Linked DNA regions of Homo sapiens: region 2 is linked to region 1. The links are chromatin loops, found by intact Hi-C in ENCODE. Cell type or tissue: PC-3. All regions are shown on one strand. Each heading gives the region's core, and the rest is flanking DNA. Links, peaks and the distances in the headings are about the cores only.

Region 1 (17,014 bases), core at 4,650-12,649:
ACTGGCTCTGAAAGAAACAGGAAAAAAATGACCTTCTAAATTATGTGAAGTCAAGTAGCTTGGAGAATAGAAAGCAGATCTCTACTGAGGAGACATCTAGTTAATCTGCGTTCTCACCAGAGATCTACTGATCCAGGGCCCCGCTGGAATACTGGAGCAAATTCATGCAGCTGGTCTGAAGTCAGATTTTTGCCAACTCTGTCCTCTCTTATGATATGCTGTCACTGTTGGAATCATGGCATGTCTAGATTGAAGCTGAGCATAAAGTCCAAAAACTTTTTTTGGGCAGAAGTGGCTATATTTCTCTTGCAAGCTGCAAAAATCTATTTCACTTTTAGCGTTACTTTTCTACTGGTGCAATAACTACTTTGGAAATTTTTATTACTCATTGATTAAAATTAAGGTACTAGAGGGAATGAAAACAGTTATTTTGCTTAAGTTGCCTGGACTCAGACTATTGTGCAAGCATTCATTTTCTGTGGTATTTTGTTTCACAGAAAGATCAGTAGGTGAGCTTGAACAGAGTCAGCAAACTTTTCCTGCAAAGGATCAGACGGTAAATATTTTAGGCTTGGTGGGCCATATGGACTTTGTCACAGCTACTCAACTCTGTCTTGTCATGAGAAAGCAGACATAGACTATACATAAACAAATGAGTATCTATAGACAATAAAATTTGAATTTTTTGCATGTCACATAATATTCTTTTTATCAACCACATAAAATACAATGATTCTTAGCTTGTAGGCTGTATAAAAACAGACGGCAGGCTGGATTTGGCCCATGGACTAGAGTTTGCCCACCCATGAATAGAATACAATCACATACAGTGATGAAAAATAAGAAAACGTATCTCTTAACATAAACTTTTATGCTTCTTATTAGATATTTAGTTCCACTTGGATTTGTTTTTCCTAATTATCTCTTAAAATGTGTCATAATTCTTAGATCAAAAGAATCCTAACTCACTGAAGCAGTTGGTGTTGAGTTGCAATTCAAAAATTCCAAACTCACTTGAAAGATTCAAGTTCTAACTACTAAGCGAACCCATTATATGAAATGAAAGCTTTATTACGTTATGTATTTGACATGCAAAAAATACTATTCATGTCCTTTGTTTTAAATATGAAATGAACACGTTTACTAAGATTGCCCTGAATTTGGAAGAAACCCTGGTCCCTTAGCCATCAATGGATGGCATAATTTTACTGAGTTGAATATTTCATTATGTAACCATGGTCTCACTGTTTAAGGTTTTCCATCAAGCCTTCTACACTGTCTCTCATATAAGCGATTATTTGCCGCTCTGCATTTACATTTGATATTCTTTCTGTATTAGTTCTGATTCCTGAGACACTATTGGAAGTATTAGAAATTATAGCCCTTGCTGGAAACAAAGAGAGGAGATGGTGTTAGGCCAGCAAAGCCAGGAAGCTTTCTATATGACGTTTGCTGAATAAATCAAATGTAAGTTCTCAGCAACTGTATTCTTGTTCTAAGTGTTTCTAGTAATAGAACTATTTCCAGCTAAACCCTCGTTAAGAGAGAGAGAGAGACAGAGAGATCAGTCAAGTAATTTACAAAGTGATCAGCAGTTTTTACTGTTTTTAACATGCCTTGCAAGCCAAAAGCAAGGTGCACCACCACCTATCAAAGCCTAGATAAGCACAGGTTTCCTGTCAGTTTCCCTTTTTGTCAGTTCTTGGCATATGTTACATGCTCAAGAACTATTCTATAAACAAACTTGTTTATCAGACTCAGTAATTAGGAGTTAAGATAAACAACTACATAATTTTCAAAACTCATTGAAAAGTAAAAACATAGGGTGTATAGTTCAAAGAGCAGGAAAGAGTACCATTAAAGGTACTAAGGCACGAAACTTCTTTTCTTTCAGAATTTATTTTTTCTCAACTTCTCTGTGCTGTTTGTCATGCTCCCATGGAATGGGATAGTTAGGGGGCGAGTGCAGATTACAGCCTCTCAGGGGTCCATACTGTTAGTGGCATTAGTTGCTGGATTGACACACTGTGTTGCTGGCAAGGGAGGGAAAGTCAATACCCCCTTCCCATGGGCCTGCTAGCAGAATCTGCAGCAGGTGAGATCCCTGAAGGATTGCAACCTCCACATTTGAGATGCACTCAGCTCCTGGATCAGGGTGCCCAATGAACTTGCCATCCTGGGGAATAGGGTTGGCTGCCTCCAGGCCCCACCTAGATGCCACAGAGTACATGTGGCCAACACCATCCTGCCTCATCTCTGTGCCCAGGCCTTGCAGTGGGTGGAGGACAGCTTTGGAATGCTGGTTGGATGTCTGAGAATCTGTTCTGGGGAGGTGGGGAGGCTTCAGGGACTCCAAGTCTCTCAGCACTTTTTCCATTGTCCATTTGACTACCCTTACAAAAAACAAAAGATAAAATTATTAAGAATTTCTAAATAGTGACCCTAAGCATCAGGCCTTTGTGAGAATGGGGCCTTCTTGACTGCACTAGTGGCTAACATTTATTGAAGTTCTATCAGCAAACTCTTCTAATCAATTTACAGTATACCTAATTCTCACATATGAAAACATATTGTGCAGAGAGGAAACTAAGTCACAAACATAAAGTAATTTTTTCCAAGTTCATGAAATCAGTATGTGGTGATGCCAAGATTCTATTAATACTACAGGCAGTCTGACTCCCAGGCTCTTCATTCTAAACCAGCTCAACATCTCATATGGTATAATCGCTTTAATACCTGTCTTGTAGGGACATGGATGAAGCTGGAAACCTCATTCTGAGCAAACTATCGCAAGGACAGAAAACCAAACACCGCATGTTCTCACTCATCGGTGGGAAGTGAACAATGAGAACACTTGGACGCAGAGTGGGGAACATCACAAACCGGGGCCTGTCATAGGGTTGGGGGAGGGGGGAGGGATAGCATTAGGAGATATACCTAATGTAAATGACAAGTTAATGGGTGCAGCACACCAACATGGCACATGTATACATATGTAACAAACCTGCACGTTGTGCACATGTACCCTAGAACTTAAAGTATTAAAAAAAAAAAAAAAACTTGTCTGTGGTTTTATACTTGGACCTACTTCTCTGGAGACTTTTCTCTTCCCCAGCAATGTCCTTTTTATGACCCATTGAAATCACATTAAAACTTAACCTGACATTTGACAGCTTAGAGCATTAGAAAGTGCTCAATAAACCTTAGCTTTTATTATTCTCTTCGAATTCTGCTTCTTGTCTAGGTATTCTTTCAAATGCATGTGAAGTATTGTTTGAACTGGCAATGGCTTAATGTGTACTTTTATCAGCTGAATATCCTGAAAGAGGTACCAATATGTACATTTCAATCCCCAAAACAAAGATATTGAGAATGTTCTTAAGATGGCCAACCCTTTAAAAATCCTTCAGATCCTTTAATTCAGTAAGTTTTTTGTAGGACTGTCTATATATGGGTACCACATTTATACATCAGTGAATGAGTATCTATTTTATATATCAAATAGAATGCAATTCCAGAACCTAAACGCCTCTTGAATATGTAGTTTTTCAACTTTATGAGATAGATACCTGAATAACACCTATCTTGTGTAGACAAGAAACCAAGTCCCAAGTAAACTGCCATTTTCTCTTGGTCACAAAGTTACTATAAGGTAATGCCAGGATGCTAATGTGGGCAGTCTGACTACAGGGTCCTCACTCTAAAATGGCACAAGATCCCATATGGTAGAGTAGCTTTAATATCCATAATATTAAACATTTATTCAAATGAAATTAGAATTCCACATAAAATGCTTAAATATTCAAAAGTAAAACTTAAGTTTCTCCTGAATTTCTTTATTCACATCAGAATACAATATTAGAATATTATGAAATAATTAAGACAAGCATAAAATATTTATTGAATACCTACTAAGATCCAGGCCTGATACAGATACTTTACACACATCAGTGAAGAAAATAGACAGATTTATATTATTGAGCAGCATATACTACAGCAGATAATTAAAGTTTTCTTAATAGTATCTGCTCTATTTTGGACAACTTTTAAAGAATTTATTTATAATAAAGATGTATTATACAAGTATAATTGTTTTATTTAAATGTTTTGACATCCAATGTTGAGGCAAATTAGATTGTATCCCTGTTTTTATCACCCTCATAGTATCTTCTAGTGGTGCTTTTGTTACTCCTTTCTTCCATTCCCTCTTTATTCTTTCTGTCTTTTTTAAAAACAGCTGCAGACCATACACTTTATTATCAGCTAAGGGATACGTTAAGTGGCTGCCTGCCCAACCACAGCCAGTTTGTATCCATGATCACTTGGCTTAGCTATCCCTGAAGGAAGTTAAGTTGTATCCTAGGGAAATTAGACTGAAAATCATTTTTTTCCCCATTGCCAGCCATTCCTAGAAGTTCTATGATTAATACAAATTTCACTTCTAAAATTATTTTATTCACCCAGTCGCTTTGAAAGTTATATACAATGCAAAAAATAAGAATGTTATCTCTTTACTTACATTTTAACACCCTTACAAAATCCCCTATATTAAAAATAATATTTAACATTATAGAACAAAGTTAATATTTAAAGAAGCTGAGTTGTTCATTTTTGTTTCGTTTTGTGTTGTGGTATGGGGGAACTTATTATTTTAGAATGACTCAGTTAACCCTTAATAGTTTCTACAAAATGGAAGATCATCAACGCAAAAGAAAATACATTTGAATTTCAAGAAACACTTCTAAGCAGCCTATACAAGAAAGCAGTGGGCATCAATATGAGGGCATTTTAATTTTTTTTAGAATTGTTCAACTTTTTACATGTCACACAATTTGAGATAACGGGACAAATATGTCAAAGGGGTCAGTGTGTCATATTCAGAGGAGAACCTGCTTTGATATCTGACAGATTAGGTTTGAATTTTGACTCTGAAACTTTATAGCAGGGTGGTTTGAGGCTTTTGGAATAAACATTCTGAGCCTTCATTTCATTATAATAGAAGAGAGGGATCATGACATCCACATATACAAAGCACTTGGCATACAGAGGTATGTACTCTATGGTAGATATTAGTATTCATCATGAGAGAGCCAGATTTAAGAAAGACAAAAATCCTATAAAGACACCGAACTGTTCATTCCAAGAACATAGGTTTTGTGTGATTAAGGAATTTGACAGGGAGGAATACACAAAGATAACAGACTGAATCAAACCATACCAAGATCTCTGAATACATGTCAAGAAGTAAAACAAAATAGTTATCTTTTAAAAACCAGTTTTGGATCAGGTACTATTAGGGTCTTTTACGTATGTTCTTCCAGGTATTCCTCAAAATAAAACTGAATCTCATAGCGATTGATTGAATAGAGCCAGACAAGAGCACGTGGAAATCCCACTTGCCTTCGTGTGCACCTTGATGTGCAGCTACTGACACAGAAAAATAGGAAGTGCATTGTGGAAGAGTTAAAGGGGCGCAAAAAGTTTTATTCTGGGAAAAAATGCTAGTTACTAGAGTACAGTCTTAACTGACCAAGAAAAATGTATATTTTGTCACAATTTCCTTTATGTTTCCATTGGGACAAAGCTAGTCTAATATATGAGACTCTTGAATGGCCCTTATCTTTGATATAAGTGGAGAGTATTTGCAAAATGTAATTTCCTTGCAGCCCACTTCATTATATATACCTATTTTCATAACAAAGCCTGTGAAGAAAAATTGATGTTAAAATCAATGCATTCCTTGAATAATTGAGATTTTTAAAATGGATCTGTACAAAAAGCTATCCTTCAGAACAATGTCTCTCAAGTACTGTTTGCATGAATTTACACTGATTTTCCTTTGGAATTTATCTCACTTAAACTATTCATTTTTTTAATCATTCACAATATTTCAAAGCTACTTCTCTGTTTTTAAGCATTCTACTTTAATTTGAAAATAAAAAGAATGTAATAAAATTGAATGATTAAATTGCACTTCTGCTAAGCAGGATTATTTTCTTATATCTTATATCAGAATTTTATTAGGTAATTGTTTTTCATCAGTATGTTCTGCCTACATCCTAGTAGTTAGGAAAATTGGAAAAGCATTGCCAGATTTTCTTTGTACAGACGTAATCTTTACATTTCTTAAATTGTGCTTGACAATTTGAAGTGATGACAAAATTATACCTTTGGTTGTATATTTTTCTTATCATACTAATTTGAATCTAATAGAGGCAATATAGAATTTTTTCTTTTGTCATACATTATAATTTCTATAATTCTTTATAATATTGAAATTCTGTAGTTCAACTATTGCTTCCTAAAATACAACATATGCTCAAATCAAACAAGATTATTAATTTAAACACATAAATATTAGCTTTATTATTGTTCCGAACTTAGTTTCCTTTTGGGTTGTAAAATATAAGATGTGAAACTTATCTTTTAAAAATCAAGTGATCTTTGATTTTGCTACATCATCTACTCATGTGTTCTGGGCCTCAGTGGGGACCAGAAAGCTAAGGACTTAACATGTTTCTATGACAATTTTAGGAAGAAAAAATAGTATCATTTTACATCTCCACCTTCTCTTCATCAGAAAACAGACCTTGAGAATTATTGTAGATAGTCTTACACCATAAAGATAAATGCAATTTTGAGGAACACGTAACATGATTGCTAAGCAGTTGTGTGCATATATGTGTGTATATATATATATCCAATTTTGCACATTTAGTAATAGAATAACATATTTTTAAAATGAGGTCTGCCCTCAGTAATAAACTTTCTTATTTGTTAACAAATACTTTTAAGAATTCTCTAGAGAATTCTTGGATTGAGCCATAGTTACCAGAAGAATACTTCTGACAAAGACACTTAAGCAGATATAAGAGAGCGCAAAGGGAAGGCAGAGAGATGTTTCAACGCTGTCATTTTAAAACTTCAAAAAGCATCTCCACATCAGAAGCGACTTCACAGATCCCGAGTCTCTACATTTCTGAGATATTGTTTGGTTTCATTTTTTTTTCTCTCCAGGTTCCAGGTTCCATAATCTTTTTAAGAGGTATAGGATTTGGGAAACATAGTATGGAGCATGAAATTTCTCTCTCTCTCTCTGTTTCTCTCTCTCTATATATATATGTATATATAAATATATACATATATATTTTTAAATTATCAGATTAGTGATTAAGACAGATATTAGAAGAGAAACAACAAAACTGTTATTTTTCTTTCACCATTCATAGAATTACTGGTACTTCTATATTAAGAAACAAAATAAAAGCAATCATTTAAACATAAGAAGTAGTATGATAGATATATTTTTGATAAAAATCAAGTAAATATTTGTCTCTAAATTCAAACTACCCACAGTGCAATCAGTAAGTATTAGAAAACAGGTAAAGACTTGTTTTATGTGCTCTGGCTATATGTCAGACACAGAAGAAACAAGTAGAGCTGATAACCCCTAACTTTTAAGGTCTATTCTAGACGTAAAGATGCAGTGTAGTTCCAAAATTATAGTTAAAAAATATATATATACAAATAATAAATCATCCACAGTAAATGTTGGAAACAGAAAAAAACAGGCAATATGTACAAATATATAACTTCTCTAATATGAATATTAAAAAGAATTTATAAATAATAGAAGCATGCTGATTGTTTTATAATATTTTCAAATTCAAATTAAGAAAAAGATAATGAAGCTGTATTCAAGAATATTAGAAGTATTGTGAATATATATAGGACTGAAAATGATTTTGTATAACAGCAAAAAGCAAAATTGAATGGCATTCTATTTAAAATGCTTTCTTTTTTATATTTAAATGTATTATTTTAGAGAAAATTCATCATTTAATAGGTGGCTAGCAAACTGTTTCAAAAAGCAAGATAATTTACAATTGAGTATAGTATATCAGCATTTCCATATTTTGCATCATCTTGATTTAATATTTCTGGTGCTTCAGCAACGCTAGTGCCCATTCTTGGTAACCACATCACCACAGAAATGTAATATATGTGTTCCGTATCGTTTCCTGCATTATGTGTGTGGGTTGTGGTTGTTGCTTAAGTTCCCATGACTATTGAGTGAGGAAGTTGGGTATAATTCCTGGCAGCATAGTAGTTTATCCATTACACTAAAGAGCAGATCGTATTTCAAAATGTTTTTCTGAGATCATTACAGCAACAAATGGCAGGGTTATCAGCCTTATTACCAATTGCCCAGAAAATGTGGGGAAAAAAAGCCACTAAAAATAGCCACAGGAAGCAATAATTTCTATGACAAAATGTTCGGCTGTTTACTTAGTACGCTAAGTAATATATTTTTGATCAAAGATAAACAGTTTAAAAAGTTACATTTGTGTTGTGGGGAGGCAAGGCTGAGGGAAGGAGGAAATTGCTGTTCCCTAAAGGCTGATGTACCTTGTAAAATAATCTGTCTTCAAACTCAGAATGAAAGGGAGCCAAAAACAGCTTTGAATTACATGAAGACCCTGGAGAGGCTGTTCATTACACAATTTGCTGTAGTGGTTTGCAGATGTCTCATTTTGTGAGTCAGATTATGCACTTTATTTTTTGTTGTTTAAGTTATGTTGTATAGCGTTGGTTATAAATTCTTTCCTGATTTGTCACAATTTCTCTGTAAACAGCACAATGTCTACTTTGAACAAACTGATACATTGTACCCCTGCTGTTTCAAAACTGTGACTGATGAAAGAGCTGTACTCTGGCTCTGAAGCAAGTAAGGTACTTAGTAGAAAATGGCCCTTTTATATAGTGCATCCAACTATAACATCAGAAGGCTGGACTTGTAACCACTTTATAGAGAAAGTACCCAAGAGTACATGGTGAGGTGATCAGCAAAATGCCAACTCTGAACAGCAATGAGGCAGTGATGTCAAATGACCCGTTTTGGCACATTTTATTTTAAGGATGTAATCCTGTAGCACATACATAGTCCTTGCTAAAGTTAATAAAACTTCCATTATAAGCTAAGAAGTCTTACTAAAAAAATACTTATTCATAGATTTGTTCTAAAGTTGGGTTCCTGGTTTTAACTGAGGTCATATTCAGGCAATAAAGACTCTAACAAGAAAAAACCTTTTTTCCTTAATTTGGGAAAAAAATGTCATTATGCCTTGGGAAGTATTATAATATTGTTGTAATCATCTGCAATCCTCATTAGTCTTCTTATTATATCTGAAGCACTTGTATTTGTTGAAGTAGAAGCAGCTGAGATAAAAGAAATTTGAAAGTGAAATCATTACACATTTGAGTCAGTGCCTTTTTCAAACTGGAAGCCTGCTCTATTACTCTTAATGAGCTGATGCCCCAAATACTGAAAATGGATTCATATTTCTTAACCTCTTTTGAACCTCTAGTTAAAAACTGTGGTGTGAATTCAAAAGGAAAAAAGAATGTCAATGGTGTTTTTAAACTATTCATTTGGGGAACTATTAGTCAACCTTTACAAACTACTTGATAGTAATATTTAGCCAAGTCTAAAATTAATGTTTTTATCGATTAGAATACTAAAAGAAACCTATTTTAGTAGTTATTTTATATTTTTAAGGATCGATTATATGTCATATAATTCATAAACAACAGTTAATAGATACTTAAAATTTAAGAAAATATTTACATGTTAAAATTAAATATTAATAACAATATATGGATAAAAGCATATAGAACTAAATATACATGCACACAAATGAGTAAAAATAAAACTGAAAAAGCTGGATAAAATTGATATCAAAGTCAATATCCTAGGCTAATGTTATACTATAGTTTACCTTTAGCAGAAACTAGGTAAAGTATACACAGTATCTCTTTATTATTTCTTTCAACTGCATGTGAATATAAAATTATCTCAATACAATTTTCATCTAAAAATTAAATGTTACATAATTACAATTTGATCTATCTATAGCCTCTAAATTTACAAAAGGAATAGGCATTTTTAAATAACTGCTCTAGATATTTAATCGATAATAAATACCTAGTAAGAGGAGATACCCTAAATTTAGCATATTAGAAGTCAAGTACACATATAGTATGAGATTTTATAGGTTAATAAAATATAATGTTAATTTAGAAGAAAGGGAAGTGTTTCAATATTTGAAAAGAGCAAATTTCTAATTCCCAGGTATTGTGCATTTTCACTGCATCTAGTGAAATCACTGTTATAAACCACTCAAAGCAACATCACTGGTGTTGATTTTATTTGAAGATAATATAATCCAGTTTTATATTGTACTTTGTAAATCAAAAGCAACATGGGACAGGGAATGTTTGCAGTACAGATCTAAGTTGGAGGAAGACATCACTTTTAATTAAGAAGCACTAAAGTGATATATAGTTCTATAGGAAAAGTGCCAGATCAGAAGAAGTGAAAACACTTAGGTTTTAATAGTTTCCTTTTGGTGACTCTAACTATGCTAATTTGTCTTTGATAAATTGTGACAAGGACTGTCAACTTAAATGGTCAACATACTCATTAAAATTAAGCAATAACATTTCTATAGTAATAATCTTAGATATGTTTAAGACTTAGCCCTTTTTCTGGAAGTTAGAGTCTAATAATCTCTGCTTAGTCCCCCAGGGAGTGGGGTGAGGGGAGGGTGGTGGCGGCATTCAAGTTCTGGCAGCATGTGAAACAACAGGCAACCCTCAGGAATTTCAGGGCCACACAATCTACTTGAGTTACATGATACACTTGTGATTAACACTAATTCATTTAATGTGCTCAAGTATCTATGTACCCAGTTAGAAGATTCAGATCCTATAATATTCCTAGGTATTTTGTATTTCATCACTTTATTACTATTTTAATGTTGACACAAGGACCCAAGATCCAATCTTCATGATAAAGACAAAATTTCTTATTAACAGCTAAGGTGAATCCACAAGTTGACATTCTAATACAGTGTCAGAAGACGGAACCAAGGGATTGCCTTGGGTGGGCATCAACATTGAATCACTGCAGTTGGAAATAACAATCAGTTTTGTTTTTATGATTTCGCATTGATGTTTACTTATATTTAAGCTCCTTTAGAGATTTCAAATGACCAGACCACCAAGCCTGGCTGCATTTTCCTTGAAAACTATTAAGAAAAAATATATAGAGATCAGGAAGACTTTGTTGATTCTTTGCAATTTGCATGTGCACTATACGAAAACTAGGAGAAATCTGAAAAAAAAATCAGATATCCATATGTTATTTAATACCTCATATCCAGATGTTTTGGAGGTCTGGTGTTATAAGGTTTATAGCTTTAAGACTGCATATATTTTCAGAAGTCAAATAAAATATTGCATTTTATTTATTCATTTGTTTCTCATTTTGATTTGTTTCTACTATCTTTTAGAATTACCAAGAAATTTTATGGAAATCATCATTTTGAAGTCAGGTAATAAGCAGAAAAATAAAGAACTGCAATATTATCTATCTTCTTAAGTGTATATTTAGCATTCTCTTGTTCAGTTATCCAGATGATTAAATTTATTTCTTGAAAAGCAAATCACATATCAAATTTGGCCTTACTTTTTGGCACATATGATGGTAATGTGGATTAAATGTTATGAAAACAGCTAAATTTAATTAAAAATATACTTTAGAACTAAAAAACTAAAAATCTCAGGTTAAAATTTTTTCATAATCTGTGTAAATCTGAAAATACGAGTAAAATTATTGAATTGTATTGAAATGAAGGTAGGAAAAATAAATTTTATAAAATGTTTACATATATTTATAAACTATGTATGTTTCCTTTATTACTAGTTTAAATGTCCTTACTCATAAACAGAAGATCTAAATATGGGAAATAATCAAATTCCATCATGTTTAATATTTTTCTTTCTCCAGTCATATAAACATTGATTCATGACTTATTTTCATATTTTGTTGCTCAAAAGCTATAGTTGACAGGGTAGGACATTTGAATATGTTCTGGGTAGCAATTTTGTTACCTTAATTTATAATTGTAAATATTTAGAGACATGAACTCCATTTGTCTTCCTGCCCCAGGCAGGCTACTGTTAGGTGAGACTATACAGATCTTTTTTTTTTAAGTCATATTATCATTATCTGATATAGTTTGGATGTGTGTCCCTGCCCCAATCTCATATTGAATTGTCTAACTGTAATCCTCAATGTTGGAGGTTGGGCCTGGTGAGAGGTGACTGGGTCATGGGTTGGAGTCTCATGAATGGTTTAGCACCATCCCCTTGCTGCTGTTCTCATGATAGTGAGTGAGTTACGGGAGATCTGGTTGTGTAAAAGTGTGCAGCACTTCGCTGCTGGCTCTCGCTTGCTCCTGCTTTCAGCATGTGCCTGTTCCCCCTTTGCCTTCTGCCATGACTAGAAGCTTCCTGTGGTCTCCCCAGAAGCAGATGCCACTATGCTTCCTGTACAGCCTGAAGAACTGTGAGCCAATTAACCCTTTTTTCTTATAAATTGCCCAGCCTCAAGTATTTCTTTATGGCAATGCAAAAACAGAGTAATCTTTTCTTCAAGATCCTTCCTCACAACTAAGAAGTTGACCCTGCCTTTTCTTTCTTCCATGTATATGGGTTTTCTTTACAGTGCCCTCTAAATTTCAATGATTGGTTTATACTTCACTCTTCCTGGCTAAACTGTATTTAGATTTTAAAAATCACTCTGCTTTACTTAGTATTAGAACTCTAATGCTCTATAGCAGTCATGTACCTGGAACCTAGTAGTTGCTCATGAAAATGTATGTTCAGTTTTATGTTGAATTTGTGTTACTGAAAACCATCTATCAGAGTATGGATTACACTTTAGGTCAGGGGTGTCCAATCTTTTGGCTTCCCTGGGTCACATTGGAAGAAGAATTGTCTTGGGTCACACATAAAATACACTAACAACAGCCGATGAGCAAAAAGAAAAATAATCGCAAATAAACCCTCATAATCTTTTAAGAAAGTTTACAAATTTGTGTTGGGTCACATTCAAAGCCATGCTGGGCCGCATGCAGCCCACAGGCCGCAGGTTGGACAAGCTTGCTTTAGATATTCACTTAGCACATGTTAATGATGGAGTAAATAAAATTGATCTTCCAACTTGCAATTTTCTAGCATCCTCATGAAATTAAAATTCCATTTCGCTTACCAATACCTGTCTCTATTATCTAAAAACTATCCATCAGAGGGTAACTAATTAATGCACTAATTTTTCTCTGCTGAGGCATTGGCACTGACGTTTTAGTAATGCCATGTACTTTTCCCATTTGTAATTTGTAAAATATTCTCTTATGATCACCATGTATTTTGTAAATAATAAAATAGTATTTGATTATATACATAATCAATGATAATAATGATTTATATATATATAGTATCATATATACGTCATTTAACAAACCATTGTTATGGTTTAAATTATGTTGCCCAAAAAGTTGTTGAAGTGCTTTCTCTCAGTAAATGTGACCTTAATTGGATATGGTATCCTAGCAGATGAAATCATTTGGGTGGTCCCTAATCAATACGACTGAGTCTTTATAAAAAGGGGAAATTTAGACACAGACATAGACACACACACAGGGAGAATCCTATGTGAGCATGAAGGAAGATACCAGAAAATGCATCTATAATCCAAAAAATGCCAAAATTTCCAGAAAACTACCAGAAATTAGGAAATGGGCATAAACAGATTATCCCTCACATCCCTCAGCAGAAACCAACCTTGCTGACACTTTGATGGTGCATGTCTAGCCTCTAGAACTATGAGAACGTTAATTTCTGCTGTTTAAGCCATCCAGTTTTTGGTGAGCTTTGTAGCGTTTTCATAGAGCTTTGTTACACCAGCTCTACAAAACTAATACACCCATAAATATTGCTAAAGATAAATATTCTCAGAGCCGCCTATCATTTGGACAATATATCAACAACTAGAATGACTGACGTGTGAATAGTATCTTTTGAAAGAAATCCTAAAATTCACCTTCATTGAGAACTTTCAAAGAGAAGAGAAAAGTCCAATTTGGGGTGCAGTCCTATGCAAAAGCAGCCACCCTAGTGGGGATGACGCCAGGTGGGTTTTTATGATTGGCTTAAACATAGATTGGGATGGCACGAAATAAAGGCAGAGAAAAGGGGATAGAAGATCCTAAACCCTCTAATTATGTTCTTTCATCCTCCCTCACTACGCACCATTTGCTTTTTTATAATGTGATACCTGCCAGAGAGATCATATGGGCAAAGTATTTCTGCTTCTAAATTAGCCCAAAAGTTAAAAAAAAAAAAAGATTCCGGGTTTGCTTTCCTGTGAAGGTATAAGATAAAATGTAAAGAACAAGCACAGTGATGATAGAAAGGTTGGACTCAGATTTTATATTTTTACAAAAGGAATTTTTAAAACACATATTGTACGTGAAGAGATGTAGCAGGGTACTAATAGCGTAGGCCTTTTAAAAATCAATAATTGGTGTTAGTAATAAGAGATGTGCTGACAACCAGCTGTGAAAGTGGCCTCATTCCTGCAGTGCAGGAGGGAAAGAAACCAGCCGGTGATTACTAACTCCAAATATTGCTTGCAGTGAAAGCTTCATTAAAAAAAATTAGTAAAATACCCCTTTTACCTTAAAATATGTGTCCCCATATTGAAAGAGGATCTATATAAAGAGTTCAGAAAAGAACTGCTGCAAACTGTTCAAATCAAGAGTATTTCCCAGTTGGGCCACCGGCCTACATTGTGGAACTTACTCTTTAGTAAAAAGCTCTTCTCCTCCCAATTAAAGAAAAAAAGGTTGGGATGCCCACAGGTCCTTGCAGCATGTTTAGCGTGACTTTTAACCCCTCATTTCACCTTCTGTATATGGCTCTTCTTTATACCACCACCTGATACAGCCACAGAATCTAGTCTCCACTGCAAATTAGGCTGTTAGCATCTCTTTCACAATTTTTAAAAGTCAGTGTCGAAATTCACTGTTGGCCCTTGCTGGTCTTCTATGCATGCTGCCTGTGAAAATCCAGCCATTTATTTTTATTCAAATCAAAGGGAGGCATTTTTGTTATTAAATAAGTTACTCAAAAACAAACAGCAACAGAGTCCACTTCTTACCAGCATATTCCTGCAAGCCTGATATTCTACATGAATTATCTTAATGAGGAAATATATCCAAGCACTGAATAAGGAATCTTAGATTTCCAGCTTTGACTTTTAGCTACAGCTCACTCACACACAACCTTACAGAATCCCTTAAATCTCCAAGAGCCCATTTCTCATTTTCCTCTGTGCTCCCATGGAGCTGATCCAATGGTTTTTAAGGGAGCTCTGAGCTTGGACAAGCTCTGAAGGGCATGGGGCAAGACAAGAAACGGGCCCTGCGCTCCCTGCTTATCGTCTTGGAAAATAGGTATGATAATATCAGCCTCACCAGGGTCCCATTGCAATTAATGTTTGGAAAATGTTTTGAAATCCCAGAGTTAAGAAAGGCAATACCAGCGTCAATTATTTAAGGGTCTTATTTCTAAAGCACTATTCAAATTGTTTTAAGCCACTTTTTCTAAAAATATATGATACAAAGGCAATTATACTACCTGCAAGCATAAATTGATGTGGTGGTTTTATGGTCTTTTGAAAATTGCCTTAGTAGAATATCTCTGTGACCTGGAACATCTAGTTAAATGAGGAATCTGAGTTTTGTAGACTCGCCCAAACACTTAAACGCCAAAGAGATGAATCTATGGGAAGGGTGCTTTTCTTTGTTGATCTTGATTGCAGTTTCTGCACTTTCCAGAAGGTGATGTTGCTTTGCTTGGCTTCGTTTCAGATCTGAGGAGGGAAGCCAAACAAACAGTGGAAAATGAAGGATGAATAAAAAAAGAAAAGAAAAGAACCTTGGCTTAGGAAAGAGAAAACTTTTACAACCAAAGGCATTACAGAAGGTCTTTGAGTTTCAATAACTTTGTAATCTTCATATCCAACCAATTTTTGCTGTATGAGTATTTCTGAGTCGAACATCCTGGAATTAAAGATAGATTCCAAAGTATTTCTAAACAATGTGTAAAACTGGCATTATTAGAAGTCTTTGAGTATATAGACAAGACGGAAAGTTTAAAATAGGGAAACTAAATTGAGAACAAAGATGTTTCTAAAGATAAATCTATTGCTTGAATTTATTATATAACAACATTTTTTAACTACACAGGTTTGCATTTTACTTGGTACAAATATATCGTTGAAGAGTTCACTTACACATCCAAGCTATTACATACAACTGGGAATGGATGCTCAATGCTGTGTACAAGGTAAAATAGGTCTTTAAAAATATGTATATCCGTTAATGCTAAGCTATATATTTTTCAGGTGTCCTTGTAACTTAGTGTTCTTTTTCTTTTTGCTTTATTTGCAGTTTATTTAATATTTGAAAATACTTTTGTATCAATTAGCAAATTAGCAATTTATCTGGGCGGAAAAACCCCATCTTAGTTACTGAGTTACAAAGTGAATTGTTCTGCAGCTGCAAAATCAAGTGCCTCAGCTGAGTTAATGCTTTTCATTTCTTTTGCATGTGTCAGCATTAATGGAGGCAAGCTTCTATGAAGCCTTGCGTGTGAAGATGGTGCTGAGCAGACTAGATTCAATTCTGTTATATTCAATTCTGTTAAATGCTTTTTGCATTTTTTTTTTTTTTTTTTTTGGAATAAGGCACAAAAGGAGACTTCAGGCTGAACTTCAAGCAAAAGTTAATGCTATTCTCTTTTGGGTTCAACCACCCACTTTGCTTAAGGTCACTAGTTGAGGCTAATGCAGCTCAGAGGGGCTGCAGTAAACTTGGCATCTCCTTGATTAGGCTCCCTGCTGATCTAATACACATACTAGTTCACTTGCCAAGTCAAATAACACATTTAGTGAATTGGAAATAAGATTTAAGTGGGCCAGCACAATGCGGCTTGCCCTCTCATCTTTTTACCGAATCCTTCTCTTTGTATGCAAGGCTGTGAAAACTGCTCTTGTTAGAGGACTTAATCTTCATTTTTTTCCTGTAGATTATTTGGAAACAGG
Region 2 (17,014 bases), core at 3,374-11,373, 88 kb after region 1:
CAATCTAAGAGCTGTGCATATATTGAAGAAGAACAAAGCAACCCAGTGATTGGGGAGCAAGCCCAGTATATGCTATAATTTTCTGCTCTGAAGAGATAAACTGATCAATGACATGCTACGGTGATTTTGCCAGATAGTGTGTTTGTTGTTTTGGCTTTAGCACATTTAAACTAGCAATGGTTCAATAAAAAGGGGTCATGTTAAGAATTTTCTTACCAACTATAAAGTTCCTTGTTGGTTGCCTAGATAGTTTTCCCCCCCGGAAATCTGTGCTCAAAAGGGAAATTTCTGAACTCAAGAGAACACTCTTTCATTTGAAATACTATGAAGCAGCCCACAACACAGTGACTGAAACATCAAGAAAATGTAAACATCTTTATGGTGGTGGAATTCCCTAAATGCAGTGCAAGGCTCTTCTGATACAAAACAGCTGTTTCATCTGTATCTACAACCAGGCACAAGAAGAAAGGCTGCTTCAGACACCTAAGTCATTTCAAATCAGTTTAAAGCATCTTTGGCGCCCTTAAATATTAATGAAAGTCAACAATCAGTGAAGACTTTGCCCTACAGGGACTGTCACTGGTCAGCTTCTTGCTGTTTGTTTCTGAGTTAATCAAATTACTGTATCATTGGTGCAGTTGTACCCTTCATCATTAATGATCAGTGTCTGAAAGAAAGAGGATGTTCTTGGCATAATGGCACATTAATCCTGTGGGAGATTGGAGCGGGATTACTCTTTTGCCCAGATTGCCCTCATGTGTGAGGTAGAGGTATAGATGAAGATCGGTGGCGGAAATCAATTTAATAAGTCTAAAAGACAGTTCGGGTTACGTTATCAGCCAGACAGGAAATACACATGCAAAGAAGAAAAAGAAGCTATGAAAGGAAGAGTGTAATGATGTTAATTTCTTAATTTGTTTCCTCTGATGTAGGATCTAGACATTAGTATCATTGTCAGTACGTGTGCAAGTCACTTCAGAAAAATCACTCCTGCAGTAGAGCTAATTGTTATCAAAATGTAAAATGTGTTCTGGGTGTTACTGATACTACCTATTTGTACTTGGCAAAACATATATTTTTTTCCAGCATCAAAATGGTTAAAATGAAGAAGCCAGGTTATTACACATTTCAATTCCAGAGTCAAATATAAAAATTTCTATTATAGGGACAATTAATTACATCTCAAAATGGCAAATGTGCATCCTTGTCAGGTAGAGTGTACTCTGATGGCCTTTCCTCAAACACTGAATGTGGAGATTTGATCTCTTCTAATGGTGCTGAGAAAAGGGTAATTACGCTATGGTCAAAGCTAATTTGCTTTCTGCCAGATGAACTGTTGTATTTTATTGTACGCTGACATTTTAAAGTAATTACGGCACTGTTGACCTTAGACAATTCCAGTTGTATCGCTGTCTACAGCTGCAGCGCTTGGTCTACCTTTGGCTGGCAGACAGTGGCTGTAACGAGGTAATGACACGGACAAAGAGCACCATATGGGGCTCCTTTGAGATACACAAAGCCCAGTGAAAGGAAACAAGAAAATTTTAACATCATCATTACAGTCACACATCTTTACAGCTATAAAGGGTCCTGTCCACGCGTGCTTGTGCGCGTGCACATACACACACAGGCACACAAATAATCTAAACACTTTGCCTGCTTGTACCTTAGGTGTGTGTGTGGGTGTGTTTGCACATGTTTGAGTGTGTGTGTGTGCATGTGCGTGTGTGTGTGTGTTTCTTTTGTAAATGGCAGCATGCATCAAGAAGAAAAAGAGGTCAGGTAGAACTGAACGTGACGGACTGGTCTTCCACTGACAGGAGTTCAAAGGCTAAAGACTATTGATTGAGATAAAAGCCCAGGTTCTTAACTAATGTTAAAGACACTCCTTGTTGTCTGAAAGCTGTGCACATAATTAGGCAGAAAGAAGAGCACTTCAGCCAGCAAATCACTATAAACCAAGCCTCATTAAAATAGATATTAGTTCATTTAAAGAAAGAAGTTATTATTCATTCATATATTTTAATGAGCTATCAGGCTGTCTTTTCTATGATAAGAAAAAAAAAAAACATGTTCAGAGTTTGGCCTGGTTAATGTATCCTTGCAAAGATAGCAAAATAGATTAATATCACTCAAAAAGAATAATGCTTCATCTTCTTCAAGGAAAAATGCACAGGATATTGAACTATAGAATTATTGTCAAGAAGAGGTGGGAAAAAACTGAGCTTTACCATCATGTTAAATATTTCAATCTATTTGGGTAGGTGGAAATGGACTATGGAAATGTGAGCTCACTTACAATAAGCCATGGAGGTTGCCTCCATCATAGCTTATTGCCTACTTATGTGACAATTACATGAAGCAAAGGAAAGTCAATGTATTTCCTTTTGAATTACATTTCTATCATTCAGGGTTTCCCCCTTAGTAATTATTGGAAGGGTGCATGAGTTATTATTTCATTGAGTAAAAAGATAATAAAAATTACATTACAGAGATGGTAGGGTTTCCTGTAGAGTCCTTAATTTAGTTTAAACTGTGAGGACTGTTTTTCTCCTAAATTTGTTTCCTAGTTTGTTTGTTTGTTTGTTTTTCATGAATATTTGGAGATCTCTATGCCAATAGTTTTTGGCCTTTTTAAAGGCAAAGTTCATTTGACAAAGTTACTTAACATTTCACCTTCAAAATTGGAATTACGTGGAATTGAAATATCTGTGAAAATGATCATTTATGAAATGTTCGTTTGGGTGATATATCATTTAAAATTTACCTTATTTTTAATCCCAGTAAGAAAGAAGTTCTAGAGTAGATGCACTAAACCCTGTTTAAGTTGTGTTTTATTTTACCTTTAAAACTTAGGATAAACTGATTGACCTATACTACATTCATTGTAAAGTGCTGAGGAAAATAGTAATGCTTTACAATATCCTCCTTTAGCTATTAAATTCCATGTGACACTCCTATTATTATTAAAATGACTTAACTATTCTGCACTATAATTTAGAAATAAATACCTCCACTCAAAATCATATATTAAGAAATAGCTAACCAACCCATTTTAGATATGGAGGAGTAACAATAAGAAAGCATTCTAAGTGTATGAAGTGGTACACTAAGAAACTTAAAACTCCAATACTTTTGGTCTTTGTGGATTCAAACCTGAGTCCAACAATAAGAAACATAGCTGGAAATATAAAGAGCCAGGCTATTTGTATTCTAATTTTTGGTTTTTAGATACAGTACCTCACACCTAGTAGCTCTTCATTTTGTCTGTAAATATCATGGATTTAAAACCTTCACTGTATTTATTAATGAGCTAAATAGCATAGAAGCCTACCATTTAATACTTTTGGAAACCACCCCCCCACCCCCGCTAAATATTTATTTCTTCAGGAGTATACATAGTGCTGTAGAATTGGTATTTTTACAGTCTAATTTTATCTGCTCTCCAAGTCCTAAAAGGTAAAGAAAAGATAAAGAGGGAAAAGAAGAGTTTCCTAGAGATGCATTTAAAGAAGAAAAAGCAACAGGAAAGAAAACTCTTGGTCATATTTTTCAAAGAGGAATGGAGTGAGAGAGAAACATGAGGCCAGAGTAATCACAGAAACAGAAAACGAATTCTGATAGATTGAGAGTGAGTGGGAGAAAGAAAGAGAGTGACAAGAAGTAAGAAATCACTTCCTTGAATTAAGAGTGAGCGATGTAGTTGGAGAAGCAGAGAGACAGATAGATGGAGTTTTCTGCACAGATAAGGAGAGAGCTACACCTTGGAAGCAGAGAGACTGTAAAAGCACATTGCATAATAAAGAGGGCACATTGCATGCAAAAAGGAACATTCATGGTGCTATCTGTGACTTGAACCCATAAAAATCTCAGTTATTTTGAAGCTGATAGAATACTAACAAAAATAATTGAATGAAAGAAGCAAAGAAAATAAAAAGAAAAGACATGTAATGGCTCCAAGTTCTAATCCTCACTACTGATTTTTTACTGTTATTTATACAAATCTCAAGATAACATGCCAACATCAATTCTTCTATTCTTTTCTATAAAATGGGATAGGCAAGGAAGCTTTGAAAAATTCTGAAATAGCTGCTAGACTGGCACTTTAATACAACATCTCATTAATTCTGCTGATTATTTAAGAAATCAGAATTTTTTCAAAGGTGACAGAGAGGTATGTCTTGCCTGTGTAATGAAGGTTGTAAAACAAAACCAGAATTGGCAACGAGAAGAACAGCTTTCTGGAAGGTGGACATTTTAGAGCAGGTACTTAAAAGTCTTTGGAAAAGTTTTAGGGATGTGATGGAAGCAAAACGATTCTCCCCACTCTACTGAAAATGAGCTAGTTTTCCATGCAAAGCTATTTTGGGCCATAAAAAGACAGTAACTCTAATCAAGTATATAGATTCATTAAGGACCATACTAGATCGAGGTCAAATATGTGACCCTCCAATCTGGGCACACTTAGCTGAGGCAATACTATCTCATCATTACTATCTTGAATTTATTGTCCATGAAATAGGCTGTTGCCTGCTTTTCTATCAAAACAAATATAAAGACTAATCCAGCACGTAAAAATGTAAGTCAGACTACTGAATCTTTTTAGCTGGGCTGGATATACTGCAGAGCAAAAGAAGTCTGCATAACATTGTTTTAATATTGCCCTTAAAATAACGTATTTTTTCTCCTAAGGACCCACTGCATACAGTGACTTTCATTAATTTCAGGATGTGGAAACCAATCTTTGTGTATCTGCCTTTCCTTAAATGTTGTCTGTGTAGGAAAGTTTTAAAAAGCATCAGTATTTTGCCTATCCAGATCAAAATTGGAGCTAAAAACAAGGACATGGAGTTCTGAGGAAAATATAAACGATCAAAAAAACAATATTTTCGAAGAGAATGAGTGCAAAAGTGGATATAAATGATTTGGAGAAAATTTTTAGCACATCTTAAAAAGAAATATTTATTATTTTTTCATAAAGGTTTAAGATCAACAATCCTCTTATCAAGGAGACTTCTTTAGACCAGTGATGGTTAAAAATTAATTTGACACTGATTTAATTAAAATATTAGGTTTACAGATTTAACATTTTCAGATATAATGTCTTCATAAGGCACTTATATAGGGGTAAAAAAGAGAAGTAATTTAAGATTAGTAGAACATTAATTTAATTAAACCAAATCTTTAATTATTCTTAATTTTCTTTTTTGTAGGAAGTTTGGCCTTTAGTAAAAACTTTTTGCCTTTTGTATCACAGGTAAACATTTCTTGCTATAATTCAGACAGCTGCAATTTGCAATTGTGCCAGAAAACTGTTCTGGTATTACCTAATAGCTGGCTGCTATTAGATAATGTATTTTACATAGATTAGCCTAAATTAAGATCAGGAAGAACATCTTTTTTCCATTTTATTATTTTTTTCATTTTCTGAATGATGAGTAACTGTCAGTGTGTGGACACCTCTTTTCAAGGAATGTGTGAAGCTGTCACCCTGCTATATCGGCAGGACAATCCAGATGTTACACAATATTAAATCTGGGGCTCAGCATCATGATGATTGTCAACTGAGAACAACCTAATCATATGCCTGAGTCTTGGTAAAATGACAATTTTTGGAGAGTTGAAGGATGCCAATAGCTTTTAATATTTCAAACCAATATCTTTCTCGTGTTAAGTTTGCAATATTTTCTCCTAGGATAATATTAAAAATACTTAAAAATCTATTTTGGAAGAGAATTGGCTATAACTTGTGATCAGATTTAATTAGTACTTACAGAAAAAGAATTCTTGTATTTCCGAGGTTTTCTCTTATCATAGCTATCGAGTCTGAGGAATTCTGATCTGAGGACAATGTACGTGCCACACTGGCATCAGAACCTGTTTATGCAGGTAATGGCTGGTTTAGGATACCTCTGAACTGTCACGTACCATTTGAATTAATGAGGCCATACAGGTCTAAGGTCTTGAAAAAGGCCTCTCTAGATTAGGGTCTATTAAACCTGCCACAAGCTGCTTAGTGTTTTAAAAGTGACAACAGAGGCTCTTTGGTTTAGCATTCTTTTCTTTTCTTTTTTTTTTTTTTTTTTAATATTGAAAAAAATAGTTTCCCATTCTATAGTAAACACTCTACTAACTTACAAGAATTTGCATTCTTATAGGATGAAATTCCTACAGATTTATTAGACACTCAACAAATCTTTTAAGAACATCAAAACTCCAAACAAGAAAATATCAAAAATAAAAATTAGGTAGAAAAGCACATTTAAGAAACTGCATGGTAACTTAGTAAATGAGGCAGTTAATATCTTGTTTTATATTAAAAGCAGCTAAATTTTAGCAAATTAAAATAGTAGAAGCCTTAAACAAAGTGGCCTGTTTAATCAGGGATAAGCAGGAGCATTATCCATTATCTCTATTTAGTCAGAATTCAATATTTAGTTGGAAGACTAAAATATCATGGTACATTCATATGAAAAACACAAACATCAACAAATAAAGAAATGATAATTAGCATTCTTTAAAGAGCACTGAAGTTAATATCATTCTCCTGATGATAACTTTATTGTCACAATATTGGCTTTATAGTTTGGTGTGCATTCTTTGTTTGCTTTCTGTATGATTTCAAAACTCTCTTAAATGACTACAGTTTCTCTGAACCATGAATATTATTTCATTAATAGACTTCTGTTTTTGCTTAGGAAAATTTGAGTGTAAAATCAATTTAGTGTTCTCAAACCTATTAGGTGCTTAGCCTTTAATTTGCTGCACATTAACATTAAATGGTCAAAATATGAGGTTATTTTTGGAGTGATTATTATGATGGTGATAAGGCCTGACACTTGCGCCACTTCAAACACGCAACCACCAACAGTTCCATTACAACAAAAGAGCTCCCAGCATAACACATTTTAATAGTCAGAAGAGTTGTGAATTCACAGCTTTGCACAGCAGGTGTGGCTGCACATCTTTGCACCCCTAAATACACTTGCTCATCTAATCTGACAGATTAGACAATGGCACAAAACCCCCATCACCGATGTCTAAACAAAGACTTCATTTCAGAAGAGACAAAGCTTCATGCAGACTGTGTTGCCACTAATAACTTTTCTAAGCGGAAAACAATGTACATTTTACTAATGAAAAACAAATTGCAGCAGGGAAGATGAATGTCTTGGCTTTTCTGACATTTTAAATAATCTGCCCTCCCTTCCCTTTTGTGCCTTTAATATTTACCTTCATATCAATCTTTGTGTAATTTTGTTAATTGGCCATGGTGCTGACATCAGAAAAATGGAAAGCATCACAATCACAGTCCAGGACCTTAAAACCCATGTTGTAAGGGAAAAACAATTTTGCTATTCTTTATAAGCAAAATACATGAGAAAGCAGTACCTTTCATTAGAACCAGAGGTAAGCTGGACTTTGGGGTGCCCACACTACAGTGAAAATACACTCAAAAGGGCTGTAACCTGATTTTCTATGCAATGTCATCACAGCTGAACATTAAAAGTGAGACTGGAGATGTGCATATTTACCATCAGGAACTGGACTGAGCATTAATGGGCTCCGGAGGCTTATTTGGAGGCAGTTGCACTTATCATGAATCAGGAAAAGGAAATAGCAGCCCTGGTGTGCTGTAGGTCAGTCAGAAATGTCGACTTGAGAGATTCATAAATCTCTGGCATGACTTCAGCCACTGACTTTCAGAACCTCCTTCTAGCGTTTTCCTATAATTTAAAGATTATGTAAGGTATATCGTGAGTGTGTTCGATGAAAATATTAATTTAGAGATAAATCCTGTAAGTGCTCTGAAGCCACGGCTTCTGCCGTGCAGTTACACTTCAAACAGGACAGGCTGCTAGTTTTGTCAACAGTAGGAGGTCATGGAAGGCTGCCAAAGAAAACAAACCTTTTTCAGTAAAATACTTTCAGTTCTAAGTAGTCACAGAATATCTCTTGTACTGTTTTATTGCTGATATTTAAACTTTGATAGATTGTCTTTTGCTGACAATTTCTTGAGTCAGAAATCTTAATCATAAAATGAAGTGTGGAACATACACTAGTGAGACAATTAATCACAGCAAAGTCTGTCTGGCAAGTTCAAGTAATTTTCTGGTGTTTTTGCTTTGGCGCCAAGAGGGGAGGGGTATGGCAGGAGGGAGTGGTAAAAGTTATAGGGTAAACTATTTCTCTGTCGTTTTTGTTGTTGTTGTTCCCTGAAAGACTGATGACGTATTTTAGTAAGGAAAATCCTGAGCCTTTGAGAAAAATGACAGAATTTTTCCATTGAAGAAATAGTTTTATTAATAATTATAATAAGGTGCAATGTCATTTTCATTTATCAATATGGTATAATTGATCCTAAAATAAAAGTATTCTGCATCTGCCTCTTTGTGTAATTGGATACAAAATTTAAAATATGAGAGGAAACATGCAATGTATATTCAGATTTGTCATACACTTAATAACCTAAATTGGAAATTAATGCATTTGAAAATATTGCCCAGGTAAAGAATGGTGAAATTTGATGTAATTGATTTCCAAAACCGCCTCTCACATTTAAGGCAAGCATTCTGCTGGATAATCAGTTACTGCAATTTTCATTTGCATTCTCTGACTCTCTTTGATTTGCAAAGATACCTCTTTTGAAAATAAAAATCCATTAATGGCCTTCCATCCTGTGGTTAGAAAATAAAACACATGGTGACTATAGTTATAAACACCAAATTCTATTAAATGGGTACAGGGTACTAGTAAGTACATATTCTGTTTTCATCATTGTTCATAATGAGATATTTGTTTGACTTTTTTTTTTTACCTGTTAGTATTATTCAAGCCCTAAAGATATATAAGAATACATGCAAATTTAAAATAATATAAATGAGGATTTCACATATTCTTAATGATATTCTGGAGTTGTAAAATATAATTAACATCATAGAGTGCCTGGAGTACCCAGGCAGAAACCAAATGAGAATTTAAGTCTCAGTATTACAAGAGTGTTGATGCAAAACTCATAGTTCTCTCTCTCTCTCTCTTTCTCTCTTTCTCTCTCACTCCTTATTTTTTCAGACTACAGTTTAAGTGTTTTAATACTTATCTTGGTATCTTGACTGGTTTTTAAAGTAACCTGTTCATGGAGAACTCTGACACCTCTGTGCAGGCATTATCAGCACAGCGCTATCTGTAAGCTATGCATGGCCACCTTTATTGTTTTACTGTTTTAAAAGCTATGTTCCACTTTCAAATTACATTAAGAATATAAATTTCAACCTCAAAATTATGATTCTGTACAACAGAGGTAGAATGTATGCTTTGTAGCACAGGATCCCTTTTATTTAATATTAAGCATTCATCCTCTCACATTTTTCTATTTTTGAAAACCATTTGAAATGAATAGACATACACCATAGGATTCTAGACCCTGTAGAATCCTAGGGCCTGTGGCAGACTGAAGCCTAGCAGCCTCTTGTACAGACACTGCCAGCAGAATATTTGAAGTTGATGCAGCTTAGGAAGAGGCTGATCTTCACAGAAAAGCCAGAATTTCTATAAAAAAAAAGTTTTTAAAGGTATTTTACCCCTAATCATAGACAAGCATTAAAGATCTTAAAACATGACTGTGATCAGGCATTTTTTTTTTCTGGCATACTTTTTAAGTGAAGACTAGTGTCTGCACAATTTAGGATGAAGGCTTGACGTTCTCATACATCCCATATAGTCTCCTTTTGAAAGCTATCATCTATATGATGTTCCTGAGTACCAGCCTGTTCTATTCATTAATATTGCTAACATTAATGGAAAAGCACAAAGATTATTCTGAATTGATGTGAAAAATGCCTGGTCCTAGCTGTCTTATGGCTTGACTGAGATTGGCCATCATGTATCCAGAATCATCCCTTCATATTAGTCTACTGACAAACCCTCACTCTTTCTTCTACCTTTTTATAAGTATCATTGCTTACTTCTAACCACACGTGGAAAAAAAAAAAGGTTATCACTAGGTATTAAGGAAACAGAAACAATGAGAGATATAACATTCCTAACTATTGGTTTCCTTTAACAGAATTGGTTTAGAATTTTAATTTAAGTTCTAGCTGTGAATTAACTCTACTTAGAATTTCACCATTTGGTCAGCACAAGATATTTAATATAAAGTTCCAATACCATTTATTTAGCATTAAAGATATTGATTTCACAAACCGGAACTGAATTTCTAATTGTTTACTATTAGGAAATATTACATTGATGTGATAGAAAATAGATTTTTTGGATATTTCCCTTAATACAGCTATAATACCAAAAATCTCCACTGTAAAGATTTTGCAGTTGTTAATTTGGTGGATAATTAGCATTCTATGATTGCTATCATGTGACAGAACAAATATTGGGCCAGAAAGAAAGAGATACCAGAAGGGAAAACTACGTGTGAGAATTTGGGGATATGGCTGGCATAATCAGAAAACAAGGAAGTTTATTTATCTGCTCATACCTGCGAATAAAAATCAATAATTTCTGCTGCCATCCTATCACATAGATGAATATTTCTTCATATAGTAAATAGTTGTAGCTCATTAATTAGAGTTCAGGTATTATTTTCTCTGCTGAGGTCAGCAAGCTAAGTAAGATATAGTCCTTGTCCTCAAGAGAAACTTAGAGTTTAACCAGGAAAATTCACAGCAGTTCCTGGAGTCCCACTAAAGCATTTATAACCCTCTGTCGTCATGGTCTGCAATCCCAATCAGGTCCACAAGGCTGCCTGAAAGTTCTTTGATTTTTCTGGTCAGCTCTCTCACCCATTCTTTACAACAAATGTTTCAAACTCAGTCCCCTCTCTCCAAACCATTTACCCTAACCCCAATCCCTCAGCCTCAGGATATAACCTTTACTACCACTCAGTAAGGAAAATAAAGGTCATGAAGAGTCAACTCCTTTCACTCGCTGACATTTGGCAGATACCTATGCCAAGTCCTTTCCCCTCTCTCCTGCCACTTTCATTACTCGACCAAAATTGCTGTCACCAGGGCTGCACATGGATAGGGTTTAGTCTTTCTCTTATTTGACCTCTGTGTAAGTTGTCACTTGCACGGACTCCATTGTTATCAGAACATATTCTTCCCCTTGCCTCCCCCTTTCTCCCAGGCTTTTCTAAGTGCTATACTTTTTCTCAAACTGCTTTGCACATTCCTTCTCTGGGAACTTTGCCTGGTTGCTTTCCTTTGCTTGTCTCTTAAATACAGATTTTTTAAAGTGTTTCTATCTTTAAAATGTATGAAAGAATTATTATAAAGCCTGGCATAGCAAGAGTGATCAAGATTTTTGTTTGTTTGTTTGTTTGTTTGTCAGGGCCTAAACAGATTTTTTAAAAATCCTGTCACTTTTTCCTCGTATTTTTCACTATATTTCAGGCAGCCACAATATTCAGTTAATGACCATTGTGTACAAAGCATCAAATTATGGAAGGACTTTCATCCCTGTCTACAAGATTAACTCTTTTCTGTGCATTAAGTGAGGCTCACATTAACCCTTTGCAATCATTATTAGCATGCAGGAGTTCCCACCTGTTGTGCAACACATCAACTTTTGATTTAGTACCATTATGGATCATAGTCTGTGCTCTCTCTATATACTTTTTCATAAACCTTCCCAAGTATTATGACATGAGTACATCCAAACCCCTCAGTACCAAAGTTACTACCTCAAGAATTTGTGTAGATGCTTTGGAAACCATTGGCCCCTAAAGTTTTCTATAAAAACTTAAATATAATATTACTTATTAAGTTCATTTCATCTGCAAAAGTAGCTTAGTCTGAAAAATATACTGAATATGTGTTAAGTCACCATACTTTAATATATATAGCTTGGCCCTTTTCATTATGTTGAATATTAAAGATGTCACTTTGGTACATGTTGGGGCCACGCTGCGGTGGCAGTTGGACTGGGGCATGACACCCTATAGCACAGAAACTATCATAAAAGCTTTAATGAGAATGTTTGCATAATTGACTGTGAAATATCCTCAGTTGCCATTTTTTTTTACTTTATTTGTGAAGACTGATGTTTCTTAAATAAATAAGTAAAACCCTCATCTATACAATAACTATTAGGACGAGGAAGTACAGATTTTGAGTAACATTAACTTTATGCTCAGGGCGTGCATGGCACCCAGTCAGGTTTGCTAAATTAAATAGGTTTTATTCTTGTATTCTTGGAACTTTCTCGATAGATTCATCATCAGGGTTATTTATGCTGCTTTGTGACAGCAAAACATTGAACTGTAAGCATTAGTGGAAAGAACATACATTGAAGAGATCATGAAAATGATGACTGGTTTCTATGCAAAACTGATGTTCTTGTGAATTATTTTGCTTAAGGAAAGTATTATTTTTCCATTAGCAAATGAAGAGAGGAAAAAATTAAATTAAATTAAATTAAATTAAATTCAAAATTAATTTGGAATTTCATCTTTTGTAAATCTTTAGAAATGGGAGATTTACCCATTTGCACATGGTCCTCACTTGTTGATGAAGAAAGTCTTACAATTACATGCTATGACAATGGAGAGAAAGGGAGACTCAACTAAAATCCCTCTACTCAATCACTCTACACTTTTACAGGCAGTATCTATGTTTTACTCTCCTCATTCACCAGGGCCTGACAGCAGAGACCAGAGCTAGGGAGGTGGGGGACAGTGGAGAAGTAAAGATATAACCTGCTGGAATGGAGGTATAGACATTAGAGAATGTGTTTTCCTGTCTGTAGTGGCATTTGACAGAAAAATTAGAGCAGGCACCATCTTCACTTTTATCCTTCCCCTCAAATAACCTCTTGTTACACTATCTTCACAGGGTATGGGGACAGAATAAAGAGGATGCAGGATGGTAGTGATGGGGGTTGGACAGGGTCTTGCTAGAGCTGCAGATATCAGCTTCACAGATCTTGCTGCTTTGCCCCCTTTGAAGATCTCTATTGTACAAAAGGCTTGTCAGTATCCCTGATAACTACTAGGTTGATCATTTAACCCTCTTATCACTTAAGAGCTAACTCTTCCTTCAATGCTGAATCATCACAGTGTGCAAGAACAAGACATGTCATGTACATGGAAAGGGGACACAATAAATATGATATTTAGAGGAAAGCAGGAAATAGACAGTTTTCATTTATCTTCAGAGTTAGAAATATAGACCTGAAAGGACAAAACAGGGATGTGAGAATTCTATTTTAATAGCTACAAAATTTGAGATGTGGTCAGGTATTGAACAAGCTCCACTGTGAACAGAGAAATCTACTCTATGAGAAATAAATTCCTAGACATAATTTGGCCAATAGTCAGTACTCCAAGTAATTTAGGGGTTTGTAGATTCAAATTTTAGATTGTTAGAAATTATCTATGTTCATTATACAATTAAGAAAATTGACTCAAAGAGACCAAACTCCAAAACTCCTCTAACAATCCAATGCCAGAGCTGAGGACACTTTCTGCATCTATCTTAGAACTCAGTCCAACATGTCACATCACCTGTTTCTAAACCTCAACCAGATGTCATCTGAATTGGATCAAAATTATAACCTTTACCTAGGAATGTGTACTTAACCATGACACATTTTACATAGGGTACCAATAAATCATTTCATATAAATATTACTTTTTTCTACCTTTTGACAAAATTATTGTTGTAAAGTTGAATACCTTCAGAAAGTAGTTTCTTAGAGGCACAAAACCACTAAGCTACCTTTAAAAGTAAAGCAATAACTAGAAATAATTTACCCTTTTGTACAGAGTACTTCTATGTTATGAGAAGCTATGAGAGTTTGGGAAAAATGATAAGGTTCTACTTAATACTCTGTGTACAATGTAAATGTACTAAAGCAATTTAGAAAAACTCTGGCAGGGGGAGATAGGGCAAGGTATCTTATTCCCGGGGTTACAACATAATATTATTATACTAAAAATGTTCAGTTTTCTGCCCCCTCCCCCAAAAAAATTAAAAGGCTTGCAAAGAAACAGAAAAGTGTAGCTTATAGACAGGAAAAAAAGCAATTAATAGAAACTGTCCCTCAAGAAAGTCCATGCATTGGATTTACTAGACAAAGACTTTAAATAAGCTATTTTAAATATTTTCAAAGATCCAAAGGAAACCATGTCTAAGAATTTAATAAAAGTATAAGAACCACATTTCACCAAGTAAAGAATATAAAAGAGATGTAATATATATATATGCATACATATGTATATATATACACATATATAATACATAGAGAAAGAAATTCTAGAGTTAAAAATTACAAAGATTGAAATGAAAAATTGTTTACTGGTGCTCAATAGCAGATTAAAGCCAGCAGAAGAATAAATCAGTGAACTGGAAGATAGGTCAATTGAAATTATCCAGTCTGAAAAATAGAAAAAATAATTTTTAAAAATATGAAAAGAGGTTAAGATACTTGTGGGACATCACCAGGCATAACAACTTATATATAATGTGAGTCCCAGAGATGAAAGAAAAGGGACAGAGTATTTGAAAAAAAATGACTGATGAAAAACATTAATCTGCACATCCAAGAAGCGTAACAAACTCCAAATGGGATAAATTGAAAAAGAATCTCAATATAATAATCAAACTCTTAAAGACAAAAAGAAAGAAAGAATCTTAAGAGCAGTGACAGAAAGGTGATTCAACACATACAAAGGATTATCAATAAGATTAAGAAGTGATTTCTCATCAGAAACCATGGAGGCTAGAAGGCAATGGAGTAACATACTCAAGGAATCAAAAGAAAAAAACCCGTCAATCAAGAATTTTATACATAGCAAAACTCTTCTTCAAAAATTATGAAGAAATTTAAACATTCCCAAATAAACTAAAACTGAGTTTGTTGCTAGTATATGTGCCTTACGAATTGTTCTTCAGGCTTAAATAAAAGGACAATAGACAATAACTTGCATCTATATGAAGAAATGAACACTGGTAAGGAAACCAGCACAGGTAAATATAAAGGAATATAATATATAAAAGACAGTATTAATACATTTTTTAAAATCCTTCAGCAAAATTATGTGATACAATATTCACATTCAAAATTTAGATGTACTTCTATGTGATAGCAATGAACAATTTGAAAATAAAATTAAGAAAACAATTCAATTTATTAATTATTAGTATAATACTTAGAGACAGACTCTCTCGCTCTTGCCCTGGTTAGAGTGCAGTGGCTCAAACATAACTTACTGCAATCTTGAACTTCTGGGCTCAAACAATCCTCCCACCTCAACCTCCTAAATAGCTGGGACTACAGGTGCACACCACCACACCGAGCTAAATTTTAATTTTTGGTAGAACCCAGGTTGATCTTGAACTCCTGGTCTCAAGTGATCCTCCTGCCTTGGCCTCCCAAAATGCTGGTATTACAACTATGAGCCAGCCCAATTCCATTTATAATAGCATCAAAAGGAAAAAATATACTTAGGAAAAACTTAAACCAAGTAAGTGCAAGATCTGTACACTGAAATTTATAAAACATATGGAAAGATGCCCTTTGTCAGTAAATTTCAAGGCTTACTATTATTAAGATGGCAGTATTTCCCAAATGATATACGGATTCCATGCAATCCTTACCAAAATTCCAAGTGCCTTTTTTTCCAGAAAGGACAAGTGATCTGAAAATTTATAATGAAATCCAAGTGATGCTAGATAGCTAAGACAATCTTGAAAAACAAGAACAGTTGGAAGACTCACACTTCCATATTTTGAAACTTACTGCAAATCTACAGTAATCAATACTGTGTGGTGCAGGCATAAGGTTAGACATATAAATCAATGGAATAAAATTGAGATTCAAAAAATGAACCCATTCATCTATATTTAATTAATTTTCGACAAAGGTACCAAGAGTATTCAATGAAGAAAAATAAATTTTCAACAAAAGGTGTTGGAAAAACTGGATACTCTTGTGCAAAAGAATGAATTTGTACGAAAACCTACTATAATAAACAAAAATTACCTCAAAAAAATCACAGACCTAAATGTAAGGCCTAATACTATAAAAATTTTTAGAATTAATAGGTATAAATCTACAGGACTACTGATTTGGCAAAGATTTCTTAGATATGACACCAAAAGCACAACAGACTAAAGAAAAAATAGATAAATTAGACTTCTACCTAAACATAAAATTTTGTGCATCAGAAGACACCATTACTAAAGCAAAATGACCATAGAATTAGTGAAAATATGTGTAAGTCATCTATCAGATAACAGTCTAATATCCAAAATATAAAAATAAGTCTTACAACAGAAAGAGAAATAGCCCAATTATAAAATTGGTGAAGGACTTGAATAGGCCTTGATTCAATGAAGATATGCAAATAGTCAATAACACAAAAGTGCTTAACATCATTAGTCATTTTGGAAATGCAAATCAAAGCCACAGTGAGGTACCACCATACACCTCCAAGGATGATTATTTTAAAAGAGAAAGAAATAAAAATTGTTGGTGAGGATGTAAAGTTGGAACCATCATTGCAGGTGGGAATGTAAAATGGCGCAGCTGTGGAAAACAGTTTGGTAATTCCTCAAAAAGTTAAGCAGAATTACCCTGTGTCACAGCTATTCTTTTTCTCTACGTATATACTCAAGAGAATTAAAAACATATGCACACAAAATATGTATACAAATGCTGGCAGCAGCATTATTTCCAATATGCAAAAAGTGGAAACAATCCAAATCTCCATCAACTAATTATTGAATAAATAAAATGTGGTATATCCATGCAATGGAATATTATTTAGACAAAATTAATGAGTACTGATACATGCTACAACATGAAAGAAACTTGAATGTATTGTACTAAATTAGTCACAAAAGACTACCTACTATATAATTCCATTGATATGAAATGTTCAGAATAAGTAAATCCGTAGAGAAAGAAAGTAAAGAATTGTTTGACAGGGTAGAGGGGAATGGGAATTGGTCGTCATTGTTAATGGATATAGTGCATCTTTTAGGGGTGAAAGAAT

The links. Peaks named below come from ENCODE experiments on the same cell type or tissue, not always from the same donor. Only the 100,000 strongest peaks of a DNase experiment are listed, where the experiment ranks them.
Region 2: a loop joins it to region 1, with 6 times the contacts of the local background. A loop is called at or near these places in 2 of 110 quality-filtered maps.

Annotation. Positions count from the first base shown.
Region 1 is chr5:92,544,253-92,561,266 of GRCh38, forward strand. It overlaps LOC105379082 (a long non-coding RNA gene), which reads right to left. Exons shown (of 4, transcript NR_188298.1): 3 at 15,547-15,781; 4 at 8,885-9,219. Among named protein-coding and RNA genes, the nearest start is that of LINC02058, 390 kb to the right of the region's middle. RefSeq lists an enhancer at 16,438-17,014. In PC-3, for the core only: no CTCF peak of the experiment used is centred there; DNase peaks (open chromatin) are centred at 8,349 and 8,589; H3K27ac peaks cover 2,221 bases.
Region 2 is chr5:92,633,670-92,650,683 of GRCh38, forward strand. All of the region lies in intron 2 of LOC105379082 (a long non-coding RNA gene), which reads right to left. Among named protein-coding and RNA genes, the nearest start is that of LINC02058, 300 kb to the right of the region's middle. RefSeq lists an enhancer at 786-2,658. In PC-3, for the core only: a CTCF peak has its summit at 10,766; a DNase peak (open chromatin) is centred at 7,892; H3K4me3 peaks cover 1,169 bases; H3K27ac peaks cover 1,387 bases.